Regions from separate parts of the Mus musculus genome. Here region 1 is linked to region 2. Evidence: chromatin contacts called from ENCODE POLR2A ChIA-PET data. All regions are on one chromosome and are shown on one strand. Each heading gives the region's core, a stretch centred on a gene start or an enhancer-like site at or near the end of the contact. The rest is flanking DNA. Distances are from core to core; before and after follow the strand shown. Region 1 holds the start of 6430548M08Rik (RIKEN cDNA 6430548M08 gene). Region 2 holds the start of Cibar2 (CBY1 interacting BAR domain containing 2).

Region 1 (3,950 bases), core at 1,439-3,938, 63 kb before region 2:
AAATAATACCCTTACACCAGATCAGAAGTTGGTCTCTTAGTTGATCCCCGATCCAAGCGAGCTGGCAGCCAAGGTTAGGCACCCTGCCTTTGTTTGGAGATGGCGTTCTCACCACAGCCCCTTATCTGCATATCCACAACAGGAAATAAAGTAAACTAGCCATCAAATAAAGCAAACAAGTTTTGACATTGTTGCAGGTTCTAGAGGGAGCCTCTTGTCTTCTCAATGGAAAGAATTCAGTCAAGAGACATGGACAGTTTAAGTAAAAATCTATTCAGCAAGTCAAAGCTATACTTCAGAGAAAGATTGGAGTGGGATGTCCAAGTGGGTCCACATTGTGGTTTTAAGGGAAGATCTTAGGATTATTTACTTTTTTTGTTTTTTTTTTGTTTTGTTTTGTTTTACAAGACAGGATTTCTCTGTGTAGCCGTGTATTTACTTATTTTTATTTGGTTTTGGTTTTTCTTTTCAAAGATTTATTTATTTATTTATTATATGAAAGTACACTGTAGCTGTCTTCAGACACTTTTCTTTTCAAAGATTTATTTATTTATTTATTTATTATATGAAAGTACACTGTAGCTGTCTTCAGACACTCCAGAAGAGGGTGCCGGATCTTGTTATAGGTGGTTGTGAGCCACCACGTGGTTGCTGGGATTTGAACTCAGGACCTTCGGAAGAGCAGTCAGTGCTCTTAACCACTGAGCCATCTCTCCAGCCCCCTGGTTTTGGTTTTTCAAGACAGGGTTTCCTTGTTTAGTATTGGCTGTCCTCAAACTTGACTCAAACTCACAGAGATCCACCTGCCCCTGCCTCCCAAGAGCAGAGATCAAAGGCGTGCACCACCTCTGCCGGGCCGATTTTATGATTATAAGGTATGATGTCTCTTTTCCATTCCCAAATCATGATTGGCCAAATCTCCCTTTTAGGATATACCCATGATCCTCTTGAAGAGCCCACAGAGAGGCACACCACCACAATATAAATGATAGCATGATAAAGTGGGGGTCTTCTGAAGATGCAGATCTTTGTTAATGCCCACATGTGGCAACTGGGAAAGCCCTATGGTACCTTAGTCTCTGACAAAATGGACAACCTATCTGCACATTCAAGGATGTTTACCTGCAGAGGAACATCTTGACCACCGGAGAACATAGCTACCAAGACACAGCCCAGCCTCCTCATTATCTAGCTCCTTGTGTCTCGTGTCTCAGCGCTTCATTTTCAGAGGGGCCACCGATATGATCTGAGTCATCCACCCTGAGTACTTCCTAGGTTGACACCAAGTTCACTTGTCTGTGGCTTGCAGAAGGTTCTTCCTCGTTTTTAAATGTCATGTCATCTGCCTCTGTCCAACTTCCTGAGGAGGTCAGAGGCCTATTAGAAGGCAGGGCAAATGCCACTAAATCTCATGAGGAGAAGTAGAGTTCCTCAATATGGAATGGGATCCCTTAGTGACTACATTTGTCTTCAGTGCTCCCCAACAGCTGTCTAGGTGAGGTCAGGGTTACAGAACTTGGTACCTAGTGCCATCTTCCTTCTCTGAAACAGGGGAGGGTTCCTTTAGCCCCGGCACTGTCCCCTCACATTCTACAACTTTTCTGAGCCTTATCTATAGTCTGTTGGACTCTGTTCAGAGCAGCTGTCCTTAGTGTCCACACAAGGATGAGGGCTAGCACCCACCCTTTCCCTCCAGAGCTGGCACCAAGTTCTCACACGCAGACGTCTAGGTGTGAGACCTTCTCCTGGGGTGGCCACGTGTCCCTAAACTTTCCAAGAACTTTAGCTCCCAGCCTTTCCTAAGGCTCTCTTAAACTTTCCCAAGAAGCCTTAGTTGGACAGATCTTCCCATCTGTTGTCAGCAAAGGGCAGGTGCTCGGTTACCACCATCTATATCATCTTCCTGATTGGCAGAACTCCAGCCCCCTGCCTAACCCTCAGGACTTCAGAAAAATCCCAGAAGTTCGGCCTTGGTTTTCTTTAGTTTTCCTTTTCCTCCCTGGTGCTGGGCATGGGAGTCAGGACCTTGACCACTCAGAGGCAGTGACCCGCCCCTGAGCTCCACCCCCCAGCCTCTTTGTTATTTCTTTATTGAAGAGATGTGGGAGAAGCTGAATGGCTGGACGTTGTGCTTACTCCTATTTATGAAAAGAGCCAAATCTACTGGCCTCTTAAAGACACGCCTTTCGGAAGACAAACGGGACTCAGCTGGCCACTCGCGCCTTCAAAGGCGTGTGGGTCCACGGGACCTACGCTGGGACTCTGCTACCCCAGGCCAGACCAGCCTCGAGGGTCACCTTCCTCTCCCAAACCACTTTTGCGCGCAAAAACGCCGCGACCTAGTCATCCTCTGCTGGAACTCTGTTCCTGAGCGAACCCGCGCGGCTGTCGGGAGGCGCAGGGACTAAGGGGCGCTCCCGCGCCTGCGTACAGGAGCTGAGCGAGGCCCGGCGCTCCCAGCAAAAGTGACAGCTCGCGAGTCACGTGGTGCTCTGGAGGCGTGGCTCCCGGCTTGCTCCAGAGAACTCGTACGTCACGCGGGGGAGGAGGGTGGGACTGGGCGTGGCGCCCCCTGTTGACTGACAACTCTCTCCGCGACACATCCAAAGGGCCCGACTGCTCGCGCGTCACGTGCACCTAAAGGGGCGGGGCGCTCCCGCTGACTGACAGCCCGCTCCGCCGCGCCTCAGAAGGACCCGGCACGGCTGGTCGCGCGGTGCATCCGCGGCAGCTGCAGACCCGACGGCGTCCTGCCCGCCCCCCTGCCCGGTCCCGCGGGCCGCCGCGGCGAGAGGGCCTCGGGCTGCGGTGCTGCGCTCGCGAGGGGCTGTGCGGCGTGGCTGCGCCGGGACCGGTGAGGAGGGGTCGCTGGCGGCGTGGGCGGGTCGGCTGGACGGCCGGTGCGGCGGGCAGGGCTGTCATTCTGCTGGTCTCAGTGGAGGGCCGCGAGCTGCTCAGAGGCCACGACCGCGCCGGAGCGGGCTGGGAAGGCTCGGACCCCGAGGCCGCTTCTAGGATTTGGGAAGACTCGGACCCAGTCATGCACGGGTCTGCGCTCGCCCGGAGTTGCAGGGTTGATGAGACGTGGGAAGGTGACAAGGGGAGGAGGAAGCAGGCTCGGCGGTCCAGTCCAGTGCCGCACACGGGTGCGACCTACGGAGTGAGCGGGAGCGCGGCTCTGCCGGCGCAGGTGCGCTGGCACGGGCTGGGCCCCCGACGTGGAGCTGTCCCGGTGGTGAGTCAGAGGTAGAGGTGAGCTGGCAGCTGGCAGGCCGGGCTACCCTCGCCCCAGCTGGGATCCAGCCTGTAACCCGATGCTGAGGTTCTGATTCATTCCCTTCGATCTGCCTCCCTCCCAAATCCTGAAAGCAGGACAGCGACACAGCATGAACCCCAAGACAGGGCAAAGAGGCTCGGGCATTAGTGAGCCGCATCCCTTCCCTCTTTTCCACACTGTGGTCAGAAGTAGGGATGTTTAGGCCTTTGAGGACCAAGATGGCAGATAAGCTGTTTTGACGGGCTCCGTGGAAAAAGTTGACACCTGGGATTTTCTTTTCCCCTCAAACACTGGTGATTTCTGGTTGGTGATGATGAGCTAGCTCAGTCTCTGTTGCAATCCAGAAGTTTCTTGGGATGGTTGTCTTTTGGATGGTCTGTGTCAGCTCATGTGGAGTGGACTCCTATCTCTTGAGAATGTCACAAGTATACGCGCATCACAAATCTTAAAGAAATTGAAGTGAGTTATCTCCGCAGATGCTAAATGCATTCTATCTTCATGGCAATGTTTGTTTCTTCCAAGGTAAGTGGTTTTAGAATAACCCCAAATGGCGCTGAGGGAGCTTCTCTGAGGACAGCCTCCCAACCCCCTGCGCCCCTAGAGAGCTATTGAGTGGGCAAGTCATGTGAATACCCCGGCTTTCTTTCCTTTTCTCCCTTCTTCGTCTTCCTTT
Region 2 (3,856 bases), core at 92-2,591:
CCTCTGTCCTCTGCACAGTGTGCACAGTGTTAGAGACACACACATACATAATTAATTTATACTCATAATTAAATTTATACTTAATTTATACTCCCTTCCCAGTGTCTTGCATCTTGCAGTCCATTTGGTACCAAGGATGCTCTGATAGGGAGTTGTGGACAGCTGTGATGGCTGTCACTGGATGCTACACGATGCCATCCGACCCCATCAAGCTCCCTGCGGAGTACTTGGGCTCTCTATCACCCTTACTCCTCTGCCTGGTCCCTTCTCCCTCCCACCAGCCCTGGGCTCCTCCACAGAGCTCTTTGCAGACCACTGACCACCGCATGCCACACGCTTGCCTTCTCTGACACACCTCCAGGGCTCATGCCGCCTCCCACACCCCGCATCCTGCCCACAGCCAGCGTTAGTGACAACCTGTGTGCTCAGTCTTCATAAGGGTACAGGAGGCTCCTGAGGCGTCCTGTCACAGTCCCCTCCCCTCAGCCCCAGGTCTTTCCTGTCCCTTGCTGCCCTCCCTTCTCTAGAACCCAAGCCCCTCTTGTGGCCTCTAGTGGTGGCCACTTGGCAGACCCCATAAGGAGCACTGTCTCACGCCTGCTAATGAGCTTCAACTTTGTAGTTTGCAAATGCTCCGCTCACACTTCCCTAGAAGAGGTTGCTATTGACATTTTTTTTTTAATCAAGTAAACAAAAGCCCAGAGATGCAAAGCATCCCGCCCAAGGGCATACAGCAGGCCAGACTCCAGGATGGCTGTCACTCATACACAGTTAGACAGGCAAGCAGGCCCCGTGGGTAAGGCTGGAAGCCAGCTTTTAAAGAGCATTCTGGGTGCATCCAGGACACTGGAAGTCTGAGTCCTAGGGAGACTCAAAGGCAATCAGGGAGGGCAGGTGACAGGGAGTCTGGGGCCATTAGAGGGAGCAGTGTCAAGGTCTGGGGCCTGGGTTTTTGGAGGGGTTCCTAGGGGGCAAGCAAAAGCAGGGAACAGACCAGAGAGTGGCTACACTTGCTCTTCACGCAGCACAGGTGAGGCCGACAGATCGCATTCTGGTAACCTCTATGCTTCAAGCCCTCCCTCCACTTTGAGAAGGGATGGCAGGGGGCTCACCTGCCCTCCTCCCCGATGTGGCAGAACGTGAGGATCCCACCTGCATACCCCTCCCAGCAGCGCAGGCTGCTCACCTGGAGAGGACGACGTTCATTGTGGACAGAGAGAGGCACCTGCTGCCAGGATCTTGGGGAGGATAAGGACAGGGCCCCAGGGGTCCCCTAGTCAGAGAGAAGGCAGCTAGTACTGGGCCCAGCTGTGTGGTCTGGCTAAGCTCAAGGGACTCTGCTGCCTGGTTGCCAGGCAACGGGCCATCCCCAGGCAAGCCCTGGGAGGAGCCCAGCTGGTTGCTGGGCAACCAGGGCCTCCCCTGCGGGGTGAGGAGGGCCAGCTTTGCCTTGGGGCTTAACCACTCTCTGAAATGAATTGGAAGTGGGACACAGAACCTCCACATGCCTTTGAATATGGTGTTCTTGGGGGTTCAAAGTGCTTGTAACCACCAGGAACGGACAGGGAGATCCCCGAAGGGAGCTTGCCTGGGACTTCACCCTGGACCCTGCTGTGTAGAGTCTCCTCCACCCTCAAGGCAGAAGGCCCGGTGGGCGGGGCGTGGGAGCCAGTGTCACTGAGGGTGGGGGGAGTAGACGGTAAAGGGAAGCGGAGAAGGTGAACCAAAGGAGTGCGGGGGGGGGGGGTGCGGGGGGACAGGCAGCAGCTCAGAGGAGTGCCTAGCGAATCAGGCAGTCCTGGGCTTCCCAGAGTATGCGACTCCCACTGTTAGACTTGGGGAAGGTGACTCCAGCGTCAGAGCACTAACACGTTGAGAGGTCTGCGGGTCACAGCCCCCGCCCCGCCCCGCCCGCCCCGCCCCGCCCCACTCGCCCCGCCCCACTCCCCTTTTCACTTAAGGTGCAAAGCAGGCCTGGTGGTGGAGGCAGAGAACCCAAGGCAAGATATTGATAGTTCCACGGGACGCCTGTCACACTGGGTCGTTTTTTTGTGTGCGTCCCAGCTCCATCATGCTGGGATTTGTTTTAAACACTTAGTAAGGCAGAAACATTACGGTCAGCTGCTTCAGATTCAAACCCCACGCCTCAGCTCTGCTGTGTGGCCTGAAAGCAAAGCCCTGGTCTCTCTAGTCTCCTAGACAATCGCCCAATAGGAACTGGAGCCCCTGCGGCAGGGATGAGGAGATAGGTGGGCTGGGCACTGGGAGCCGGGTCCCCTGTCCAGCGAGCCCTCAGAGCACACCTGAGTGCTGGGTCTCTGTGGCACATGTGTTATGCTCCCCTTTTGGGGGGCAGGGACAGGTTTCCCCAGACAACACAAATCTCTGTGTGTCCTTTACGGTACTGTGCCCTCTGTTTAGGGGCAGCCATGGCCCTGAACTCCTACCGGGGCTGTGCCAGTCCTGTGATTTTTCTCTCTGAATGATGCTCTGTGTCTCCTGGTCCGTAATCCCTCCCTTCTGAGGTGTTAGCTGAATTGAAAAGTGTCTCCCCAAAGTACATGTCCACCCTGGGTCTCAGAGCATCGCCTTACTGGAAACGGGGTCTCAGCAGACAGGCTGAGCAGATGAGTCACTCCGGCATGGGAGATGGGGCTCATTCAGAGGCTGCTGTTCCAATCTGCAGAGAATCCGCCTCCTGTACCCATTGACGGACTGTGGCTTTTCTGTCTGTGGGTGAGGGATGCCAATGCCCCAAGAATATGGCCAGCTTCTGGAATGCAGAGGTGACTGAATCCCACCTCTGATAGCCAGTGGTGGACGACTACATCCCTGCCTCAGTCTGTCTGGGGTCTTCTCTATCTTAAGGAATCGGTTTCCTCCAGACCCCAGCTATTCCAGTTAATCAGCTTCGTCCCTGTCTGCCCTGTACTATAGCCTGTGACCACCAGAGGGCGACAGAGACCACACTCCAGTCCTCCTGCTTAGGGTGGCGGGATTGCAGAGGGGACACAGGAGACTGGAGACACAGGTATGGCATAGGTGTGGAGGACAGACTGTGCGAGGTCTCGTCATTGGCTCTCTTGGAATCCTTGGAAACCTTATGAATTTGAAAAAATGAAAACTGTCTCGGGCTATGCAGAACTAAGACATGGGGGTCAGAGTGGAGGTTGGCCGACTGGAGAGTCACCAACCCGCATTGTCCAGGGTGGCCACTGGAGGGCGCATATTCTCTGTCCTTGTCTGGTTCTCTGTAGTCCCTTTCCTGTCTTTCTCTGTGTCTCCGTGTTTCTCCTTGTTTCTCTGTCTTTATCTGTGTCTGTCTCTGCCTCTCTCTGTCTCCCTCTGTCTCTCTCTCTGTCACTGTCTGTCTGTCTGTCTGTCTGTCTGTCTGTCTGTCTGTCACTCTCTCTCCCTTCTCACAATAGATGCACATCTTGCTGAGCCATGTGGGTCAGGTACACATAGCATGAGGCCCAGCTTATATCTCAGGAAGGCAAGGACACACATCCTGGTCACTCCCCACCCAAGAAAGGAGCCCAGCTACCATCTGGCATTCGCCATGCTCACAGTCATGTGTGTTACATGGGATCCTGTCATATCTGTAGGAAGTTTTCCCTCCAGTCCCGGGGGCATGTCACATGGCAGTCCAGGTGTCCCCCTCTTGCTCCTGGGTCCCTGTGGTATCTGTGAGGCAGTCTCTGGCAGCTACGTTCTTAAACAACTAGGAAAAAAGAGGGGGAAAACTCAAGTTGAAAACCCAATGCCAACTCCCAGCCGTGGTCCACAAGCAGAAAACCCAGGACGACTCTGAGCAGAACCTGAGGGCTCAAGTGCCTCTCAGTTAGGCTTTGGC

What was found. ChIA-PET counts read pairs that join two places held with the same protein, here RNA polymerase II (POLR2A).
Region 1: POLR2A ChIA-PET joins it to region 2 with 11 read pairs in Patski. The contact joins the promoter of 6430548M08Rik here to the promoter of Cibar2 in region 2. POLR2A ChIA-PET finds 5 or more read pairs at or near these places in 2 of 5 experiments (Patski and embryonic stem cell).

What each region holds. Positions count from the first base shown.
Region 1 is chr8:120,111,464-120,115,413 of GRCm38, forward strand. It overlaps 6430548M08Rik (RIKEN cDNA 6430548M08 gene), which reads left to right and starts at 2,689. Exons shown (of 13, transcript NM_172286.4): 1 at 2,689-2,854.
Region 2 is chr8:120,176,128-120,179,983 of GRCm38, forward strand. Cibar2 (CBY1 interacting BAR domain containing 2) reads right to left here and starts at 1,342. Exons shown (of 9, transcript NM_001033980.2): 1 at 1,187-1,342. The coding sequence starts at 1,206.